Linked DNA regions of Homo sapiens: regions 2 and 3 are each linked to region 1. Evidence: chromatin loops called from intact Hi-C (ENCODE). Cell type or tissue: endothelial cell of umbilical vein. All regions are shown on one strand.

The links. Hi-C counts contacts between places; a loop is a spot of excess contacts. Peaks named below come from ENCODE experiments on the same cell type or tissue, not always from the same donor. Only the 100,000 strongest peaks of a DNase experiment are listed, where the experiment ranks them.
Region 2: it touches region 1 in a loop (5-fold over the local background); 4 of 110 quality-filtered maps call a loop at or near these places.
Region 3: it touches region 1 in a loop (7-fold over the local background); 3 of 110 quality-filtered maps call a loop at or near these places.

Annotation. Positions count from the first base shown.
Region 1 is chr3:28,913,248-28,921,247 of GRCh38, forward strand. No RefSeq gene overlaps it. Among named protein-coding and RNA genes, the nearest start is that of LINC00693, 340 kb to the left of the region's middle. In endothelial cell of umbilical vein, CTCF peaks have their summits at 2,986 and 3,572; DNase peaks (open chromatin) are centred at 3,004 and 3,664; H3K4me3 peaks cover 421 bases; H3K27ac peaks cover 965 bases.
Region 2 is chr3:29,062,157-29,070,156 of GRCh38, forward strand. No RefSeq gene overlaps it. Among named protein-coding and RNA genes, the nearest start is that of RBMS3-AS3, 210 kb to the right of the region's middle. In endothelial cell of umbilical vein, no CTCF peak of the experiment used is centred here; a DNase peak (open chromatin) is centred at 3,405; H3K27ac peaks cover 1,414 bases.
Region 3 is chr3:29,521,357-29,529,356 of GRCh38, forward strand. The region is part of intron 3 of RBMS3 (RNA binding motif single stranded interacting protein 3); the gene reads left to right. Among named protein-coding and RNA genes, the nearest start is that of RBMS3-AS2, 120 kb to the right of the region's middle. In endothelial cell of umbilical vein, no CTCF peak of the experiment used is centred here; a DNase peak (open chromatin) is centred at 4,095; H3K27ac peaks cover 1,616 bases.

The sequences.
Region 1 (8,000 bases):
TAAGGATTTCAGTTTTGGAATAAGATTCTCCCCCAACCTCCTCCACCGTCAAATCGTAACATAGTTGTATTCACATGAAAGGAAGGCAGAATGAGCATGCTGGAAATATGGTGTAATACTAACAAACGACATGAGAAAGAGAGAAATCTTTATTTTTATTTTTTGTTTGACATTTTTTTCCCAACTGGAAAGTAGAATAAAGGTTAATAAGAATATATGGAAGGCCAGGAAAGGAAAGGCCACGTTAAGAAGATACCTACGTATGTCAAATGATTTCTAATATCAAGCCCAGATAAATTGCACTCTGGAGAGGAGACAAACTTCAAGAGCAGAGATGACAAAGTAAGCATAAGCTTCTAGAAAAGCTTATACTAGGCCATTTACAAAAAGAGAGGGAGAGAGAAATGGATTACGAATGTGACAGATTTGTAAATTTGACAACAATTTCTGGGCAAAATAAGTCAGGAAACACATGGTTTTGAGTTCACAGAAAAAGGGCAACCACTAAATTTCAGAATGTATTTTAAAAGGATGGGAATGAAAGTTACTCTTGATTCCTTTTTTGGGGTAGGATTCTAGACTTCTGGATTAGGTGATTTAAAAAGCAAAAGCAAAGTCTTTTCAAATTTGAGCAAGTCATGGAACAGTTTTTACTGATTTGTTGCTGACAAATTGGAGAGCTGTGAATAAAGAATGTAGGTCATGAGATTTTACCCAGAAAGTGGCATATGAATGCCCAGCCTCACAGTCCTGTATTTGTCCCTGTCCCTTTTAAAATGCTGCACAACAACTTGGATGTGGGCTGAAAAGTTACACAAATGCTTTGAAATGGAGGATCACATAATAAATATGGAATTCAAGACAAATTTAAACTGGTTGGAACAAACAGCTAAAACCAAGACGACTTTAACATAGACAAATTCAAATTCAATTGTTTAGGTTAAAAAAAACAACAGAAATAGGAAGACTACTCTGAACCCATCTTAATATAAATATGAGCAAATTTTTATACAAAGCAAATCTCTTTACAAGCCAACAGAGTGATGTAGCGATTAAAACATTCTGATATCCTTTTGGATTGCATTAATAGTGTGTTAATGTCAGGTCCACAGGAGCCGATGTTCCTACCCTATATTGTTTTTCTCAGTTCACACCAGAGTGTGGTATTGAGCAGATGTTCACTGATTCAAGAAAAGGGTGACTGGAGAATTTACATACAACTAACAGAAATCTCTGATGGTACTGGGCATATTTGTCTTAAGGGAGAAAGATTTTAGGGACACCCTGATAATAATCTTTCTATATTTAAAAGGCTTTTATGTAGAAAAGAGAATAATTTTGTATTGTTCCAACAGGTAATAGAAATTGTTACAAGAATGGGGAATTCAATTCAGCATGAAGAACTTTTTAACTATTAGAACTGTGTGAAATTAGAGTAGAAAGCCTTAGGAGGCAATGAACACCTGTGATTTTGAATATTCAGGTGTGTAACTGACAATGCTCTAGGTAGGTATTTTTACATGGTGGTAATATTGAGTTGAATTAGGCAATCTAATGACTTCTAAGCCTAAGGTGTTATGAGCTTATAGGTTCTGTTTGTCTTTACTTTTTAACTCCAAAGGCAAACTTTTAATATCTTAAAATCACCCTTCTTATATTATAAGATGTCTGGGTGAAGATAGTAAACAAAACTATTTAGGGAAGTCTAAATGTATTTGGCTTGCTATTCTTTGACAAATCTTAGCTGAAATTGACATTAACCATGACATATATATGTTATCATGCTCTATCTCTATTTATGATTGTTGCTTTGCACTGCTGTCATTCTTCAGAAGTTTCTTTCTTTTGACTTTCCTTAGAATTAGCTTTAGCGATGAATGAAACTTCAAATTTGTACAGTTTAATATGCTTTTAAATAACTAGAGTAAGACTTTTATATTCTCATTTTAGGTATTATGCAGACTGTAAATGCAAATTTTTACAGCCTAGGTGTGTAGGCAATGGGCAAGTTTACAATCTGCATTAATACTATAATTTCAGCTACATTTATTAACACCTACCCTTTGTGGGACAGACTTATGATCACTTCATGTGCTTTATCTCATTTAATCTTTACAAAAATCCTCTCATATAGATAACACTCTCATGTTATCAAAGCTTTAGAGAATTTAAGTTATTTATCCATAGTGATTCAGAGCAAAAGCTTTATAGCACTGTACCTCATATTACTAGAGAGTAGAAAGATTTATTTTGAATATACAAGAATCTGCCATTCCATTCCACTTTTTCCCTTTTCCAACCCAGAATCAGATACCTTGAAAATTCCCTTTTATACTTTTCTTTTTTCCCCTACCAGCTACACATAAAAAACAAAACAAAACAAAAAAGGAAAACAAAAAATAAATTTCTGTAATCATTTCTTCTACCCATCCTATTAACAAGTTTTAGTCCTAAACATTTAGGACTGCTTCCAAAAGTTAAGTGGTTTTTTTTTTTTTTAATGTTCTACTTAGTTGAGGCTAAACTGTGCCATGTCCCAAACCATCATCCTTACAGTGTTCTTAAAATGTCTCCAAGTCTCACTTAAAACAATCAATCAACTGGGACCATTCATTGGAGTCCACAGTGGGTAGATCCCTGACCTAGTTCCCATGGAGAGTAACCAAAGAAAAGGAAGACTGCCAGCTCACTGAAACACAAAGAGACATAAGAACACATTCAGAGGGATACATGGAGCAGGGATGAATTAATCGAACGTTAGGGGGTCAACCAGCTTATCTGTTGTATTTCTATAGGACATTGACTACCATAGCTGAGTGTATTATTAAAACTTTTTCAATGCAAATATTATAAAAGGCATTCTGCAGTGAGAGCAGATTCCCTGACTTTGTATTCATCCTGTCCATGCAGGATTAGTCATTGATTTCAGCAACAAGGAGCACATACAGTATCTTTACCTGCTGCTGATTGCCTCACTTTCGTTCACCGCACAGACCATAGGAGGCAGCGACGTCACATAGTGGGATATGTTAATCCAACCAAGTCTCTAAATACACAGCCAAGCTTATTGAGACAGAGCTGTGACGTTCCTGGAACAATTTTTTAATCCTGTTTTGTTTATATGAGTGAATTTGCTTTCCTCGTGGATAAATCCTTTGAGAGCAACTCTCATTGGATGCCCTATTGGAAAGGGGCCAGCTTTGGTATCTAAATCCTTAGTTCTTTATTAGTTTGGGAACCATAAAAAATACTTTAGACAATGAAAACTTCTCTCTTTTTCCTCTCCATCTCTCTCCCTGCTTTTCTCCTTCAAGTATATGCACAATCATACTATTCCTCAATTAAAATGGAGTTTGGCGTAAATAAATAACTTCTAAAATCATAGAATGGGAAAAGTCCTCTCTATCCTAGAATTCTAGGGAGAATAATTATAAAAAAAATACTTTAGTACATGAGTACTCTGAATTTCAACTGAAATGTCTTTAGCTAGAAGTCCCATGCATGTTCAGAGAGACGATTATCTGCTTGGATATAGGGCTTGGCAGAAATCACTTTTCAGTTCAGACATGGGATGGCGACAGAGTCTCATTAGGCTAATTTTATTTACAGGGCAGCCTGGTTTCCTGTGCTGTGAGCTGGGTGCTTATTCAGCTGCCTTGGCTTCGGTGGGCTTGCCGCACAGCGTATTTTTGTTTCCGAACTATTTTGGCCCTGGAAGGATGTCTGGCCTCGTTTCACTTTCGGAACTCTGATGAAAGCCACAGAAGTTTCCAGGGAGCCTGAGCAGGCTACTTGTGGGGCCCTTCCTCCTACAGCGTAAATGGCTACTGGAGGGTGACTTATGATCTGGGAAGAGCCCCTGTATCTGGAGACTTTCACCTTTGCAGAGGAAAGAAATTCTCGCTATAGGTGGCATTGACCTCCCTGTTCTGCATCTTCAAGGCAGGACTTAAATCCCGGAGGGCCTTCGATCTGCTACTTTACTTATTAGTATGGGTAGATGTGGGGTCTTATTATACCCTCCTCTGCCAACGCAGGATACTGCGTGTTAGTACTTATTACAGAGGGTGTGAGAAAAACGGAACAAGAATCTCAATTTGACTTTGAGGGTGCTATTATTGTTTTTGCTCCACGTGTTCATTCAAATACTAATATACTCACACATTAACAGGGTACCTACACACATATTCTCTCATGTATGCATCACAACACATGGCTGAAGGAGGGAGAGATGGTGATGATATATGCCTATTTTAAAGAAGGCTCAGAGGGGCCAAGTAATTTATGCAGGTCACACAGCTCAGAGTGCTAGAGCTGGAGTTTAAACAGAAGTCTGACAAATGATCATTGATTACCTTTTTTGTGACTCAGAGAAATGGTCTTAGCCAAAATTAATATGTTTGTTATGTTAATCTTCAGAAATTATTAGTCACAATAAACATTGTTCACATTTTGAAAACAATTATAGAATCGCATTTGCTCAGATCACAAGATGATACTGATAATTGCCGAGAAATCAAATCATAACTAAATTTAAGTTTACATGTTAACAAGGAAAATTAAACATCCTTTCAAAATGTTTGCAGCAGATAAAGTTATATTTTATGTTAGGTGTAGCTGCATTGAATATGCTGTAAATGAAAGGGATTGAGTTCTGCTAACATAAAAGTCGGGGGGCTTACAAGCGTTGGTTGGTTCTGAAAGCTGATGCATTTTCACTTTAGGACTGTGCAAATGTACTTATTTATGCATATATAGCCATGAAGTGTAACCAGGGCTAGTCCCAAACTAACTCAGACCATCAGCTCCCTTTACCAAGCCCATGCTATCTCTGAGTGTATTAAGGGCTTTGCTTATGTTATGTTGTAATTACTCATCACTAACAAATAGCTTGTAAGGTACCATTTGCCTGATGAAGACATGCAGAACCAGAAAGTAAGACATTATTTTAGAAACAGAGAAATGACTTGGAGCGTAGGCCTAACTCAAAAGCCCATGCTTGTCACCTAAATCTCCCAGAGATAGAGCCCCAGGCATTTAGCAAGATCTCTTGCTCCTAAAAGCTGCCTCCATGTGCCTTCCAACCCTAGAGCTTCTTAAGTATTGCAATTACCGGGAAGTAAGGGAGATCAGAACCTTCTACTCTCATTCCACATTCCTAAAGTTGACAAACTCAGATTGCAATTGAAATGTATTTGAAATGTCAGATGTTTAAATTTGTTTTAGTGCAAGTTTGATGAAATAAGAACTTTAAACAATTATATATATCTTTCAGGACAGAAAATAGAAAAGAAAAAGAAAGTATTTGCTTCAGTGGCTTGCTAAAGGCTTCTCTTATCTTGAAAGACCTGGGTAATTGCCTCAATTTTCCACTTCTCTTTTCATGTCCAGATAGGGCCTCATTTTTTTTGAGAGTTTTTTCTACCAACTGGTTCCACTATATTTGAAGTTTTCAATTGTCTCAAGTAGAATGTAATAAGGTCTTTTTCTTAGGTACCTCTTGTAAAAGTATTTTAGAAGATTATTAGAATATGTATACTTGAGTTGGCAGTGTTAGCAAATATTCACATCCCTTCAATGGCAGTAGCTTTGTGGGATGATAGAAATTGTGCAGTAAGTTGGGACTATAATCAGCCATTAACATTAAACATCAGGTATAAATGTCATTCTTCTGTTTCACCTCCACCTCTAAAAAAAAAAAAAATTACGTTGCATTTTGAACTAAATCCTTCCCAACTGTGAGTTTAAAATGTTAATGATCTAAAATTTTCTTAGATACTCAAAATGAAGTTTTTATTTTTCTAGATTTTTAAGGTTGAAAAATCAAAACAAGATATTTTAGAATCAATTTCTTCAGCAGCTGAAATTGTTTTTTGTAACATTTTGCTCAAAAACAATTTCCGTAGTAGAATCATCAACCAGAAAATCAGGACCGATATGGAAAATGCTATAGCCAGATGGGGACTACAGTTGGGTAGCAAAGTGTTTGGAATATAAAGAAGAAATAGTCTGTAAATTTCATAATGGGGAAATTGGATGAGAAGTTCAAATTTATCATCTCAACTTTGTGATTGATCCAAAGGCAACTCTTGGCACTTGAATCCTACTTGGTCTTCTTTGTGCAACTAGATTTCCTGACTTAAGGGAACCCAGTTGGTAGATGGGAAAAGTTACAGTTATAGTCATGGTTCAAATGTGCTACTAAGTTTACCTAACTTCTAATTACTGTCTTAAATTACCTCAGCAGGTTCAGTACTTAGAAATGTGCTTTTATGTGGAGATTATCTTAACATCTAGAAAATAATGAAATACTATATTATATCCTTATATGAATAATATATTCAAATATTCATTTATATTTGATGCCCACAGATTTTTAGCTTATAGCACTCCAACAAAGAGCCAAGAAAATAAGCCTTTTTCTTAGAGTCCAGAGGCAGCGAGTGAACCTTTGTAAAATTGGTGAAAAGTACTCCTGTATCTTTTTCTCATTATTCAAAAAGTCATAAGCAAGATTTGAAAATGTAATATGGGGGGCGGTGAGCAGAACAGTTTGTGTCCTGCCTTCAGAGGTAGTAACTGGTTTTTGGTGAGTCCTGAAGTTCACCAGTGAGAAGGTAGTGATTAAATAACTACTTGTCTTCTAAATGCAAAACTGAGGTCTTATCTAGGAAACCAGATGAAGATATGGTGGGTCTGTCTTGCCCTCTCATTTATTTGGCATTGGTTGTCTATCCATCAATCCATTCATTCAATCATTTGACAATTGAGTGCTTATTTTATTCCAGGCATAGTGTTAATTGCTGGGGACAAAACAGTGAACAAGATTGAAGAAGTTCTGTTCTCCATGGAGCAAAATGGGCAGTTGCAATAAAGTATGCCAAGCCCATGGTAAAATTATGTAAAGTGATGAGGGTGGATGTAGCAAGAACACCTAATTCAGACGTGGGACAGGGGTAGGGGGGTTATGAGGCTTCCCTGAGCAAGTGATGTTCATCCTGAAACATGTAGAGCTGGCCAGGAAAAAGGAGATGTGCTCATTAAGATGGGGTTTTGTCTTCCTTCACATATTTTTCTAAAACACAAGATGCAGAGAAAAGAAGAGTGCTCCAGAAGAACCATCCTCTGAGAGGTTTAGCTTATCTCCACCAGGAGATAAACTGCCACCCAAGGACATTTATTTTTATGTGGATATGAACATTGGGACTTACCAGTTGAATCCACACAGACTTACTGTTAAGTTTACAGCTATCTTTAATTGTGACTATTTCTACTGGGGGATATTCAACTAATCCAGCTTTGATTGGATTGACTCAGTGAGAATTGAACTGAGAGTGGTGTCAGCAAAGGATGATGTCACCTTAATTATTAGCCTTGTGTTCAGGACAGTAAGAATTTATTCATTCTGATCTGCATGGTCCTGAAGTCACCGAAAAGTCAGGGCTTCTAAAAGTTTAATGGAATCCTTAGAATAGAATGTTAAAGTTTCTTTGTACTTGTCATTGGTTGACACTTTTAAAATATGTTCTAAAGTGTTTAGGCTCAGTTGGATTGGGAAGTTGAGATGGAATCATAAATTCTGCAAATGTCTACTTTTTTTATCTTTGCATGAAAACGCGATAAAAAGTATTACATAGTAGTAAAGAAATCAGCATGAAAAGCAGATTATGTTATATTTTTGAATTTGTAATTTTCTATCACCTAAGAAATTGTGTGAATTCCTATTTTGTATTTGTATTCACTTATTCAGGTTTTCCATTATGTTAGGTGAGAGACTATATTCAGTAAGTTCCAATCTTCTGCTCAAAAAAGCTGAACAACTCACAGAACTTTCTGGATTGAATATCTCATCAGCTTTTCAGCCACACAGAAGGAAAGGAAACAAGTGCTTATTGAAATTGTTCATCGTGAAAAAATAATTGCTTAAAAGGCCCATAGCAAAATCCTAGAAATATTGTTGAATACGTTGTGAATAATGGTAGACGTTATAACTAGGGCCA
Region 2 (8,000 bases), 150 kb after region 1:
TCTCGCAACACAATTCACAATTGCAAAGATATAGAATCAACCTAAGTGCCCATCAACCAAAGAGTGGGTAAGGAAAATGTGGTATATATTTATGTCATGGAATACTACTCAGTTATAAAAAGAATGAAATAATGTCTTTTGCAGCAACATGGAACCGGAGGTCATTATTTTAAGTAAAGTAACTCAGGAATGAAAAACCAAATACCATATGTTCTCACTTGTAAGTGAGAATGCTATGGGCATGCAAAGGTAGACAGAGAGGTATAATGAACATTGGAAATTTAGAAAGAGGGGGTGAGGGATGAAAAACTACCTGTTGGAATACAATATATACTACTTGGGTGATGGGTACACTAAAATCCCAGATTTCACTACTATACAATTCATCCACATAGCAAAAAAAAACTTGTACTTCTAAAGTTATTGAAAAAAAGTCATTTTAAAAAGCCTTCCTCAGGATATTTCTCTCAGAATTTTTTCTCTTTCTGAAAACAGTTTGCATACCATAAAAGTTATTTGAAAATGATTAGAAACATGTGGCATAAAATAGAGGAATTAATAAATGAGGATTTCCAATCAAGTGGCATAAGTCACTAGATAGTAACAGTCCTGCATTATAAATTTGTGGGTCACAGGTACTTTTGCCTTCATGGGGCTCTTCGTCCATAAAAACTTAAAAATTATATTTTAAGGGTCTGTTGTTATGAAGACAAATGTACTGATAATATGCAATAAAACACTTATTGTGACCTAAAAGTTCATTTTTTTCTTCTAATTAAAAAGATAAAAGTTTTTTTGTAGGTTCCTGGCAGTATTGTAGCCCCTCAACACTGCGCCTACTGTGCCTGGCAGTTATGTTGGCTCAGGACAGCAAGCCAACCAATTCATTCTCAGCTATTAGCCATGTTTAGATTACATGACCACACAATTAGACCCCATTTTAGGTAATGGAGGGCAAAGCTCTAGAGGAATGAAATGTAAGACAGGTAAGTTTTATTAGAAAAGACAAAATGGTAGAATGTGGCCTGATGAAAGAAAACTTCAATCTGGTTTCAAGGGGTGAGGATAGAGGTGGCAGGAGAAATGGATATCCCAAGAATCTGGAGAAATGTTTAAAGATGGAGTAGGTAGGAGGATGAGTAAAACAAACACAAACCAGCATCCTAATCCTAATGATGGCCAAGGTTTTCAATGGAAACATACATTTTGAAATGACTCCAGTTTTAACATCTCTTTTAGAAAAAAATGCTTCTATTTATATAAACCAAATAATTTGTGATAAAATGCCTATCCATTTTTTTTTTTTTTTTGCCTTATGTCAGGGAAGGAAAGCATACCTTTTAAGTTAACTAACTTCATAATCCTTTTAACTTGTAAATCTTTTAATTGAAGGAATGTCAAAGTCTAATGTGTCAGTGGAGACTTTCAGGCACAATGTTCATTTCAATTGTGAAAAGTTAAAAGCCATAGCCCTTATTGAACATCTTCACATCCATTCCTGCTGAAAATAATGCCCAAAGGTTAGAGATGGGTATGAGAGGAGGGAGAGTGGTAATGGCAGTGGTGGTGGTGTTTTAACTGAACTTCTAAGACATGTTTTCCAAGATGTCTTTGAGGACTGCTTTGTGAAAATTAAGCTGCTAATCATGTACATGTAAATTTATGAAAGAAAACAATTAGAATTGTCATGTCATAGAGTGAAAACTTCGTTTTTACTCTGTGCTCTATAAAAGCCCAACACCTCTTTATTGCAATGTATGCCTTTCACCTTAAAAGAAAAATAAAACTGATTTTAATCGATTTTTCTCTCAGTATAGTGGATTGTCATTAACACTGTGGTAACATTTCATGTTATTGCAATCATTTTCCATGGTCATATATGTGGGGAAAATACTTAGTATCTGCTTCTGTGGGTTATAGAAACAGACGGTTTGGATAAATTACATCTGTCTAGGCAGACTCCTACTTTTTTGTTGTGTTATGTCATTCATCAGGGAAGTAATAAAATAGAGATCAGTGGTTCTGATGTAGTAACTAATACGTCAACCACAAGCTGATTTGAATAGCATTTTCATGGTGCATACCAACACTAATAACTGTGTGGTTTCCTCATAACCTCAGCAGGTTGTATTTATATACTGACAAAAGGACCATGTAAAATCCATGCACAGCTGGTCATCAGAAGGACTATAAAACACTAGGGTTTGTCATACATGTGGTAATTATAAAGTGAGGCTGTGCAGTGTTCCCTAAACCTTGAAAACAAAGCTTCAACTTAATCCTTAAGTGAACTGTTTTGGGTTGGCTTATCACACAGAAGCCCACTCAACAATACCTCCAAGGCAGTTTGTCCTTTGAAGAGAGAGGGGAAAAAAACATAAAATTCACAATAGTCAGTGTTGTGTTATTCAGTTGGTTACATATGGAAACACAAATCTTTGGATTGTCAACACTACTTTCATAACAGAAAGAAACATTTCATTTTGAAAACGTTTCCTTCCATTTTCTTTTACTGTTTGATGCTTGTTTGTACAGTTCATAATCTAATAATCTGAATTACAGCAATACTTTCTTGCATATTGTCCATGCTGAAATAAAAGTACATTGAAAGCTTTAGTTTTATGAAGTGCATACTGCATATGGAGATTTGTTTTCTAAGTAAACACTAAGCAATTTATGCACTAGTAGCATTCAAATCTCTGATGCTGTTTTGGGATAATTCTCAAGGATTTATGACTTTCATGAATTTCTCTCTAACCAACCTAGATGTACTTCAGAATTTTATCATTGTTTTTGACCAAATACCTTGAGTTTGAAGGCTGCTGTGGAAAGTACTCCATATACAAAGATTGGATAAAATCTGAGGCTTTTCAGAATGCTAAAGAAGATTTCAATTCTGCTGCCCTCCCAAAATTAAAAAACAAATCTTCAAAGCTCTGTGTTATTTTTACATTTTGTTTATGAAAATAAAATAAAATGTTGGACCACTTTTGATAATATTTAAGTTGACCAAATCACATTTGTTTTCACCAAATGAAGAAATTCTTCATTTACTGTATCACTTTAGTTTTCCTTCTCATGACTCCTTTGCCAAGAAAACAGATTTTGCAATCAGATGCCTACTAGCTGGGTGTTCATGAGCTGTGATGGATTACTTTTAATAGGTGCTATTTTCCTACTTCATTAACTGCTCTTTTTCTGATGGTGTTTTTTGGGTCAAGTTAGAAAAGAAACAAAGGTTTAACCATTTACCCAAATAGGCAATGACGCTAAGTGTATTTTTTTAAAGTTGATTATGTACACACAAGGATGTGTTTATTTTGGGAGTATGTGTGAGTAAGAGCTTGAGTGTGTGTGAATGTGTTGTTTTTTTCAACTTAAAACTCTTTGCCTGGCCAACTGCCATCTCCATGCCAGTCTCCATGGCAACTTCCTTAAGGATAAAGTAACAGAAATGTGAGGAGGCTGCCTGCCCACAAACAAAGCTGCCACAGCCCTGCCAGAGGCCTGACTAGACAGAATCCCGGAACACTCCACATTCCATGAGAGTTCTGCAGGTTACTGCAGCTAGCTCCATTTAAAGGTGCAGTGCCTCTAGTCCTGGGAGGAAAGTTTAAAAATGTCTTCTGACTAGTCTTTCCATATATTAGAATGTAGATATGCAACCCACATGTCTTGACATTATTTTTCCCTTCCCATCTACATTGAATAAACATTTTATATCTAGCATTTATTTTTTAGTGATATTTGGAAATTTGCTTGACAGAGACCTTTGCCTAATATTGTGTGTTGTATGTACATCACATCAGGATGTGATGTATGTACCTTTAAAATACTTGTATAAAATATAAAATATTGAAAAAGTGAGACTAAATATCTTGATCCATTCTGCTTTCTTAAAAAAAGTGTCTGCTTTCTAATCTTAATGGATTTATGCATGTTTTTCCAAGAAATCAATAAAATTATTAAAATTCATAGTATATTAACATATATAATATATATTATATATAACAGTAATTTTCAAATGGTAGCAATCTTCCATAGGACACTTGGCAATATCTCAGTGGATATTGGTTGTCACAACTGGGGCCATGATACTGGTATCCAGTGGTTAGAGTCCTGGGGGAGCTTTTAAATATCCTACAATCAATAGAATAGCTCCCATAGCAAAGGATTACTGGCCTGAAATGTCAATAATACGAAGGTTGGGAAACCCTAGTATACATACATAGATGTTATATATGTATGTATGTATGTGTGTATGTACATACCAATTTAAAAATAAAGATTATAAGGTGTAGAGAGCTTAAATAGGAATAAACTATGCTAAGGCAACTTTCTAAGTTGTTTTTGCTCTGTCTCCTCAAACTGGGTACCAGAACTCTGATGACAACTGTCAATCTAGAGTCCACTGTCCAGGATTATCTATACAATGTATTTAGTATCTCTATAGCAATTGTTTTTTAAGACCACAAAAGAATACCTAAGAAGACCAGGCCTAGGCTAGGGAGTAAGAACTATGTGTAGTTTACTCTGTCTCTAAGAGTGTTTTCTATGCAATGAACTATACATCATATACAAGCTGTTTTTTACCTTAACTATTAATTCTTTCCCATTAGGAATTAGTAAAATGCTTCATAATTATGGCTAAGGGAAATATTTATGATCTTCAGCATACAGATTGCTCATTTCATCTCCAAAGTTTTGCTAATACTATTCAGGCTGTTTATGTTGTTGTTACCCCATAATATTCAACACAGTGTTTATATCAGTTATGTTAACCAGTTATGGAAAATCCTGAGTTTCTGGTTACCCAAATGAAAAGTTTACTTTAAACACAAGCCAAGGAAGTTTGGTTATGTTCAGCAGTGCTACTCAAAGTATGATTTCCTAAACTGGTGAATGACTACAACCATTTGATTACTGGTCTGTAACAAAATAGGTATAGAAATTAAAAATAAGCTTTTAGAAATTTTAATAACAATTTTGTAATGTCACAGCATCTAAGCATGTCTCATCAAACAGCTTGAGGTGTTGTCAAATTCATGTGGTGAGTCATAGAGTCACTAGCTATGAACTAGTCATCATGATCTCTAGCTACGAACTGGTGTGATCATATAAACTCACATAGTGAGATAGTATGTTGGGTCTGTGATAGATTGGAAATTAATTTTAACAATAACCAAAAGTCGGCCAGGTGCAGTGGCTCACGCCTATAATCCCAGCTACTCCGGAGGCTGAGGAATGAGAATTGCTTGAACCTGGGAGGTAGAGGTTGCAGTGAGCCGAGATCACGCCACTGCACTCCAGCCTGGGCAACAGAGCGAGACCCCATCTCAAAAACAACAACAACAAAAAACCCTGAAACTCCCTGATATGAGAAACACAATCATATTTACTATATTTTTATTACCTGGAAATGTCTTCTCATTCTATTTATGTCCAGATAAAAGTCAGTTCTGCTTTTTGGACATATATGGTTTAGCCTTCCCTGTGATTTGTTGCAATGTTGAGGTTAGTTACTTCTTATAGGTAGAGTAATGTATGGATTTGGTACAACCTACAAAAGGTCTTCTCTTGGAGAGAAATGAACATCATGAGTATCAGGATATGATAGATCATGCTGCTGTAGTCAACAACCCTAAGTATCAGAGGCTTAAATCAACAATTTATTTCTGGCTAACACTACCTATCTATCATGGGCAAGCAGGGACTCTCCTATTGTTTCCAGGTTAGTCAGTCCAGAACTCAGGCTGATGGAGCATCTACCATGTTTAACTTTGCTGATTACTGCCAGGAGGAAAAAAGATTTTGGCCATTCTTTCACCAAGTAACTAATTCACATGTCACTTCTCTCCCCTCAGTAGCCAGATCTACCACTTGACCCTATCCCACCATGCAAGAAAAGAGTGCAAATCTAACATGTGCCCAGAGTGTAGGGATTCATAGAGATTTGGTGAACTCCATTAATGACTATGGCACTAGAAAGCTTCTGGGTATTACTATTAAGTGCATATTTTTGCCTTTAATCCTTGGGTTTTACTCTTTAGTATATCACTTTCACATTTGCACAGGCATAGGAGGCAGCATGGGGAAGCTGACAGACTACTTCCTTTGACTTTAGATTGAATCCCAACCCTACATCTTAGCTGTGGTATAACCATACATAAATTCTTTAATCACTTTGAAATGAGACAATAATGCTCACATCATGTGTTGTAATGAAGATTAAGTTGGATAACCTTCATTAAATGAAGACTAAGTTGGATAACCTTCATTAAACGAGTAACTTTCATATTATTAAGTGCAGGCAGATGGAAGTATTTATTGTTAGGCAATAATAATTTTAGCTCAGCTTACAAAAAGTATTTTTGGGTCTGGAAAAATATAACTAATATTGGTATTGATTTAGGTAGAACTCAGCTATTGAACCATGGTAGATTCTGAAGCATCTTTTGAATCTTGTCTGTTGGTGTTGATCTAGCCAACAGATTTTGAATTATTCTTGGTGAAATCATGGTGGTTGGAAGATATGAGTTATCAAATTTCTCCTTTGGGTAAAAATGTTTCTAATCTTTCAGAAATTTCTCTATTAAGGCATTTTGTGTTGCCACTTAGGTACTTATTGTTCTGCAATACAGCGTAATATTGTTTCTAGAAATCAAAAATGTAATGTGGCTCTTATTTGAAATTTCTGTTCAATTTCAGTTGATTTTCTGGCGAATTGCATATTTTTTCTGTTTAAGAGTTTATTATATAGGTTAATTCTTTTTAAAAGAGAGATTACTTAATATACTCAAACTAAACCTAATAATAATAATATATCAGAAGATTATTTGCGGAAATACCAGATGCTGTTGATGATCAGGCAATTTTGTCTTTCTGGCAACAGAAAAGGCACCCAGCAGTAGTAAAACATGTATCAGTGACTGATTCCCAGCCAGTATAGGAGTAACACTCCAGTTTTTAAAATTTTTTCTGTTCCCGTGTTTGCTTAGGGTAATGGCCTCCAGTTACATCCAGGTTGCTGCAAAGCACATGATCTCATTATTTGTAGTGGCTGCATAGTATTCCATGGTGTGTATGTGCTACATTTTCTTGGTCCAGTCTACTGTTGATGGACATTTGGGGCGATTCTATTGATTCTATGTCTTTGCTATTGGGAACAGTGCTACAGTGAACATAAGCATCCATATATCTTTACCATAGAATGATTTAGATTCCTTTGGGTATATACTCAATAACGGGATTGCTGGGTTGAATGGTAATTCTAAGTTTTTTGAGAAATTGCCAAACTGCTTTCCAGAAAGACTGAACTAATTTACATTCCCACCAGCAGTGTATAAGCACTACCTTTTCTCCAAGACCTCGTCAGCATCTGTTATTTTTTGACTTTTTAATAATGGCCATTCTGACTGGTATGAGATAATATATCATTGTGGTTTTGATTTGCATTTCTCTAATGATTAGCAATGTGGAACTTTTTTTTTTGTATACTTGTTTGCCTTGTCTATGACTTTTGAAAAGTGTCTGTTCATATCCTTTGCCCACTTTTTAATGGAGTTGTTTTTTGCTTATAAGTTTGTTTAAGTTCCTTATAGATTCTGGATATTAGACCTTGGTTAGATGCATAGTTTGCAAATATTTTCTTCCATTCTACAGGTTGTCTCTTTACTCCGTTGATAGCTTATTTTGCTGTGCAGAAGCTCTTTAGCTTATTCTATTTATCAATTTTATATTTTTGTTTCAAATGCTTTTGACATCTTTGTTATGAAATCGTTGCCAGTGCCTATGTCCAGAATAGTATTGCCTTGGTTATCTTCCAGAGTTTTTATAGTTTCAGGTTTTACACTGACATTTTTAATGCATCTCGAGTTGATTTTTGTATATGGTGTAAAGAATGGGTCCAGTTTCATTCTTCTACATATGGCTAGCCATTTATCCCAGCACCATTTGTTGAATAGGGAATCCTTTCTCCATTGCTTTAGTCAATTTTGTTG
Region 3 (8,000 bases), 610 kb after region 1:
GAGTCTTTCCCATTTTGAAAAGCAGGAAAATATAACTTCTGAATATCTGCTCATTTGCTTTCTCGTATTGGGCTTCTGTACTGAGTCAGACACATGGTAGATACTGGGAATACAGCAGTAATCCTATAGCCAGGTCTCCAGGACTCAACAAGCTTACATTCCTGGAAAAATCTCACTGTTACTGGGAGTAAACTTTCTTTCTGAACTGGCATACCAGAAAATTGAGTCCAGGATGTACAAATCTGTGCTAAAAATTTTGTTTGCTACTTTTTAAGTGGACTTGATAAAATATGAAGCACATGCTTTGTGTTCAGCCTGTTCTTACCTCTTTATGTACATTCCCTCATTTATTCTCACTGTAACATGGAGTGCTATCATTATCTTCATTTTTCAGTAGAGGAAACTGAAGCAGCGAAGGCATCACTTGCTCAGGTCATACAGTCAGTAAGTGGCAGAGCCATAATTTGAATCCAGAAAGCCTAACTCTGGAAATTTTTAACAACCCTGATACATAAGGTTAATGCAGCTGACCTTGTGTATTTACTAAAAGATAGCTACTGTTGACCTCTTCATTGAAAGTTTAAGATCATGAGTTATTTAATTTGGTTTGGCCATGCAGTCAGTTTGGAATGTTCTTTATCTTCATCTTAACATAATCCAGTTCATTTTACAAGACCTAGCATGCTATAAAATTAGCGTTTAGTTAGGAAAATGGAAACACATCTAGGCAGTTTATGAAGAAGATTGTTTGCACAGAGAGGAAAATCTAAGAAGCTAAACAGTCTAGAGGAGCAATCCAGAGGTTAGGATAACAGGGAACACTGGCCCACCTAGTTTTTTGTTTTGTTTTGTTTGAGACAGAGTCTTACTCTGTCACTCAGGCTGGAGTGCAGTGCTGTGATCTCGGCTCACTGCAACCTCCACCTCCCGGGTTCAAGCAATTCTCCTGCCTCAGCCTCCCAAGTAGCTGGGATTACAGGCCCCCACCACCATGCCCAGCTAATTTTTTGTAATTTTAGTAGAGACGGGGTTTTATCACGTTGGCCAGGCTGGTCCTAAACTCCTGACCTCAGGTGATCGGCCCGCCTTTGCCTCCCACAGTGCTGGTATTACAGGCATGAGCCACTGCACCAGGCTAATATCTAGGTTTCGAGGGATAGTGGAAGGAAGTGGGGTTACAGGAAGCTGCTACCAATCCTAGGTCTAGAGGATTGTGGCAGGAGATGGGGTTACTATTAAGTCAGAAGGTGGAGCCATCTAATGAAAGCTAGAACCATGACAGGGCTGCCAGGTGGGAGTTGGTACCAGGAGGAAACACTGTAGGAGAAAGAAAAACCTTGACTTCTCCTTTTCTTCAGTCTTTTATTCGTCTGCCAATACTACCCATTGGCCAATCCTACTGGAATCTAGTTGACAAAGGAGTCTGGAAAAGGTAGATTTGCAGGATACAGAGCATGAGACTGGTTCTATAGACCAACAGGGAGTTGGCCAGCACACATGAGGTGCTGTTTTGTGGAGCTGTCATTTAGAGGTCCTCTGAATGCAGAATTCCCATGACCCTTACTTAGTACTTCTCTTTTGCAGCATTGTCGGTGTAACAGTAGTGCTGAGCACACAGTCACTTATTATCTACTAGCACTGCTATGAGTGTCATTCATATAGTAACCTCATTAATCTTACAAGAGCCTTGTGAAGTAACAAAAACTATTATCTCAATATTCCAGATGGGGAAACTGAAGCACAGTAACATTTTCTTCAATATCACACAGTTAGTAGCAAAACCTGAATTCAAATCCAGACTACCTGGCTTCAGCGTCGATTCTCCTAACCACTACCCTCCACTGCCTCTCAAGATTTTTTTGTCTCCTTCACCTTTCTAACTCACTGAGCACCCAGTAGTGGGCACGACGTAGCAGGTGCTCATTAAATACTTGTTTGAACAAAATGATTTTCTAATTTTAATATTATGTTGTAGTTGCTTAGAATCTTAAATTTTTATAGTCACTTGGGTGTGTTTTCCAAACTGTTCTTTTTTTTTGTTTTTAATGTTTCAAAAATCCTACCTCCCAGTCTGACTGTTCATTTTTATACTTTTTCACCTTCATAGCTGAATGTTTAGTCTGGAAAGCAGCATCCACAGGGTCAAATATCCAGGGTTATTTCCTGGATATCTTCATTGGACATCTCCAATGTTACCTAGGGAAGTGATACTGCAACAAAAAATACTTCTCATTGATAGGAACAGAACCAGTTATGATTCTTGAAGCCTTAATATTATTGAGGCAAGCAGTCTTTAAACAGCTACTTTCTGTTGTCAGTCTGCTATTGATGGCTTACTAGACTTTGAAAGTTTTACATAGATGATCTCTTTTTTTCTTTTTTGCCTTTTAATAGTTGAGACAGGGTCTCACTTTGTTGCCCGGGCTGGAGTGCAGTGACATAATCATAGCTCACTGCAGCCTCTACCTGTCCAGCTCAAGCAATCCTCCCACCTCAGCCTCCTGAGTAGCTGGGATTACAGAAATTTGCCACAAATCCAGGCTAATTTTAAATTTTTTTTTGTAGAGATGAGGTCCCCGTATGTTGCCCAGGCTGGTCTTGAACTCCTGGCCACAAGCAATCCTTCTAGCTCAGCCTCCCAAAAGTGCTGAGATTATGGGTATGAGCCCCTGCGCCCAGCCCATAATCTCTTTTAAATGCCCAGTACAACCCTATGAGCTTCCTGATAAAATTTTCCAATTCACTTACTTTGTATCCTTTTTTGTTACCCAGTTCTTTTTCCAACTATTACCATGTCAAATTTCAAGATGAAGAAACAGGTTCATATACCTCAACCAGTAAGTCGCAGAAAGGGGATTTGAACTGGTATCTGTCTAACTACAAAACTTACAGAGGTTTCAGTGAAACTCAATACCCCATAACATGAAATCATGCTGTGATGAGGGAAATGCAGCTTTTCCTTATGATGCCTGAGAACTGATGATGCTTTTTTATGTACACACTGTACACTGATTTCATAAAACACTTTAACCTGGAAGATATGAGTGACTCCCTTTACATTTTTTTTTTTTTTTTTTTTTTTTTTTTTGGAGACGGAGTTTTGCTCTGTCTCCCAGGCTGGAGCGCAGTGGTGCGATCTCGGTTTACCACAATCTCCGCCTCCCGGTTTCAAGCTATTCTCCTGCCTCAGCCTCCTGAATAGCTGGGATTACAGGTGCGAACCACTGCGCCCAGCCAACTTTTGCATTTTATTTATTTATTTTTTTTAGTAGAGGCAGGGTTTCGCAATGTTGGCCAGGCTGGTCTTGAACTCCTGAGCTCAGGTGATCTGCCCTCCTTGGCCTCACAAAGTGCTGGGATTACAGGCATGAGCCATCACGACCAGCCTACATTCTGAAAAAATGACCTCTTGAGAGGCTGGGTGTGGTGGTTAATGCTGTAATCCCAGCACTTTGGGAGGCTGAGGTGGGTGGGTTGCTTGAGCCTAGCAGTTTTGGACTAGCCAGGAGAACATAGTGAGACATTGTCTCTAAAAAAAATTTTTTTTAATTAGCTGGCATGGTGGTGGCATGCATCTGTGGTCCCAGTTGTTCAGGGGGCTAAGGCAGGATTGCTTGAGCCCAGGAGTTCTAGGGTGCGGTGAGCTATGATCATGGGACCGCACTCTAGTCTGGGCTGCGGAGTAAGACGTTGTCTCTAAAGAAAGAGAAAAAAGACCTCTTCAGGCCACAGAGAGCAAAGTAAAGCATCTGAAATACATTTACCTTTTTTTCCTTTAGTGAGGAAAAACATTAACAAACATTTTAAATGTAACTGGGAAAGAACATTTAAGAAATTCATGCCCCTCTCTTGTATTCCAGCTTTCTTCTAGTTGGGTTCTGCATATGATTGTGTTATTAGGGACTATGCCTTTAAAAATGAAAAAATAAAAATAAAAAGGCCATGGTTAGCCTGTGAGCACATTTTTTTATTCTGGCTCTGGCCACAAGAACCAAGTTTGACTAGGCTCTGTATCAAAATAAAATCCAGAGAGGCATTCCTAAACTTGGACCTTTTGTCCACACTCACTTCCTGTTGACCGAGTGACATCCCTTCAGCTGGCCCTCCATCAAGCTGTTTGCACAGAATAGGGAGCAGTGTTTTCAAGGGCAGCAAATCTTGCAGCTTATTAAAAGTAGCATGGTATGCAACTCAGATGCCAGTTCTCTTTCCTTTTTGGGTTTCCTTGAGTCCAAAGGTCAATAGGAACACAGAAAAGCTCAGTGTATTGGTTTGTAATTCCACTCCCACTATGGCTCAATAGTACAATATATTCAGATCCTTGTCTCATTGAGTTCTTCAATCTTCAATCTTTGTTCCCTAAACACAGGCTTGTGTGAACATGCTATTAGCTAGCAGGGTTCAATTTCAGTATTAGGGGTTACATTCAGTTTCAAGCTCCTCACAGTTGTCTACACTGGGTATGAATCTGGAACTGCTGCCAATTTTCTTTGAGGGCATTTTAGTATCATTATCTCAGTGCTTATGCTATTATCTCTGAAGTGTTGTTTTCCAGCGATTTTCTGCCTCTAAAAAGACAGGATGGTTTAGCCATTTTATCAATGAAATTTAAGCATGTAGTGTCGCTGACTCTTGTGATTTCCTTCACTTCTTTTGTTCTACTACCTACCTGAGGAAATACTTTAATATTTCCAGTGAGAAGGCACCTTAAGGGAGTCTCTAACCGCTCAAAATGTGGTCTATAGAGGGACAGCCTGGGCATCATCTGGGAGCTTGTTGAAAATGCTCAATCTTAGGCTCCAGCCCATAAGTGCTGATGTAGATCTGAATTTTAATAAGATCCCTTCTTGTTTCACGAGCAAGGTAAAGTTTGAGAAGCAGGGGTCGGGCGCGGTGGCTCACGCCTGTAATCCCAGCACTTTGGGAGGCCGAGGCAGGTGGATCACGAGGTCAGGAGATCGAGAACATCCTGGCTAACACGGTGAAACCCCGTCTCTACTAAAAAATACAAAAAATTAGCCGGGCGTGGTGGTGGGTGCCTGTAGTCCCAGCTACTCAGGAGGCTGAGGCAGGAGAATGGCGTGAACCCGGGAGGCAGAGCTTTCAGTGAGCCGAGATCGCGCCACTGCACTCCAGCCTGGACGACAGAGCGAGACTCCATCTCAAAAAAAAAAAAAAAAAAAAAAAAAAAAAAAAAAAAAAAAAAAAAAAGTTTGAGAAGCAGTGATCTGGCCCACATCTGGTCTTCTAAGCAATTCTGAGAGGGATTTTAGAGCCTCTTTTTAATACTCCCAATAATAGAGATGCCACTGGTGTAAAATTTGCTGGACAGCTAAACTCTGCCTACTTATAATTTCTACACTTAGTCTTTATTTCATCTCTTTAGAGCAAATGGAATAAGTCTAATATGACCCATCTAATATTTAAAGATAGATAACGTTTCCCAACTCCTCACCTCCAATTCCTCCCTCTCTTTCTCTTTCTCTCTCATGTCTCTTTCATTGCCTGTTGCTTACTCTTCCCTCACCCCTCCCTTTATCTCTTTTCATGCTAAGCATTTATTTTCAGCCATTCTCTGCTTTGCCTGGCTTCCAAACTTTTCAACGTGACCATTCCTATTTTATTAATGGACTCTAGTTACCAACTTGTCAGTTTATTATATGTGTTGTAAAAAAGTGCAGGGGCTATTTAAAATTGTAGAACAGAGATCTACTGTGCTGATTCTGAAATATTTAAAAGCGTTCTCTTGGTGTCTACCAGGCCATGATATCTAGGAGGACCCAACGAGTGACAATAGGGTTTCAGACGTGATTGTTAGGTAGAGTAAAAAAAAAAAAAAAAAAAAAAAAAAAAAGATGGAAAGTAGCCACTTAAATGAGAACTATGCTAAATAGTACTAAAGCTTCAGTACTAAAATACAGAATTACAATTTGAACTTCCATTAGCTACATTCACTACCTAATGCCATGTAAACAAGTAAAGTCCTAAAGTAGAATTTAGGCCATTCTTTTCAGATCTAGTGCATTGCACTAAGATGATTAAATTAAGCTTCAGAATCAGGAAGCAGTTGGCCGGAACTCAGATATTTGTGTGAATCTGGGCCTGAATTTTTGCTGAGCAACTCCATAACCAGGGGCTCAGTATGTATGAGGCATATCTTAATTTCTATGTAAAAGTCTGCTGTACACTTTTCATGTTCTGCATAAATCCATCATCCTGAAGTCCTAGGTTATATCACTTTTCTTAACTGTTGGTTTATATTTGGCAAAATGTCACTCAAAGAAATATCAATTGATAACACCACTTTAATTTAATGTAGGAATGCTTCCTGATTTATAATTAGACTTTTCACACAGAAATAGCAGATACATTGGTGTGCTGCACCCATTAACTTGTCATTTACATTAGGTATATCTCATAATGCTATCCCTCCCCCCTCCCCCTACCCCACAACAAGCCCTGGTGTGTGATGTTCCCCTTCCTGTGTCCAAGTGTTCTCATTGTTCACATGCAACAAACCTGCACATTGTGCACATGTACCCTAGAACTTAAAGTATAATAAAAAAATAAATAAATAAAAATAAAAAATAAAAAGAAATAGCAGATATAATCTAAAAATTCTTAGTGTATTTTTTTTACCCTCAAATACTCAAGCACTGCACTGGTGATTGATTGTAAAGAAGCATAAACAAATCAGGTTAAGTGATCAAGAAATGCTAAACTTGTTGAAACATCCACAAATGCAAGCAAGATTTTTTTTTTTTTTTTTTTTTTGAGATATGGTCTCTCTCTGTCACCCAAGCTGGAGTGCAATGGCATGATCTAGGCTCACTGTAACCTCCGCCTCACAGGTCCAAGCAATTCTCCTTCCTCAGCCTCTCAAATAGCTGGGATTACAGGCGCCAGCCACCACACCCGGCTAATTTTTATATTTTTCGTAGAGATGGGGTTTCACCATGTTGACCAGGCTGGTCTCAAACTCCTGACCTCAAGTGATCTGCCTGCCTTGGCCTACCAAAGTGCTGGGATTACAGGCTTGAGCCACTATGCCTGGCCCACAAATGCAAGCAAGCTTAACAAATACCTTTAAGTGCTATATGTAGTACTAGATCTTCTAAAAATGTATACTAACCACATCAGCACACATTATTCAAGTGTCTTTGATATGTCAGATGTTGGTCACTTAGAATGCTCCTGACCTTAGGAATATTATCAATTACATTTTCATGATCATTTTATACTTGTAATTTCTACAGCATTTTATGCTTACTCCAGAATTTGTTTTTAACTTTAGGTATTTTTGTTTAGAGATTTAAAACCTGACTTTTGATGGAGTACCATATTGAAAAACATCTGAAAAATTTAAAAATTGCTTTCTTATATTATTTTATTTTGAGATGGAGTTTTACTCCTGTTGCCCAGGCTGGAGTGCAATGGCGTGATCTCGGCTCACTGTAACTTCTGCCTCCCAGGTTCAAGCGATTCTCCTGCCTCAGCCTCCTGAGTAGCTGGGACTATGGGTGTGTGTCACCACACCCAGCTAATTTTTTTTCTTTTTTTCTTTTTTAGTAGAGATGGGGTTTCACCGTGTTGGCCAGGCTGGTCTCGAACTCCTGACCTAAGGTGATCCACCCACCTTGGCCTCCCAAAGTGCTGGGATTACAGGCATAAGCCACTGTGCCAAGCGAAAATTGCTTTCTAGAAATTGTTTTAGTGGCAGAATAGTCATTTGCTCTTATGTTGTCTTCGAGAAAAAATAAAATCTGTCATTGATTTGCTGCTCATATTTTAGAATTGAAAATGAGTATAAAAAATGTGAGCTTATGGGAGTGTATTTATTGATCTATTGTAACTGTTCAGACAAGGGGATAAGCACTTTGTGATAGAAGACCCAAAAACCTACCATATTTGAGAGGTTTTCTCATAAACAGGATCTAATCTTCCAAATTGTGTCTATAACTTCTAGAATTATCATGAACGTAGTTTATGGCCATGGGGGC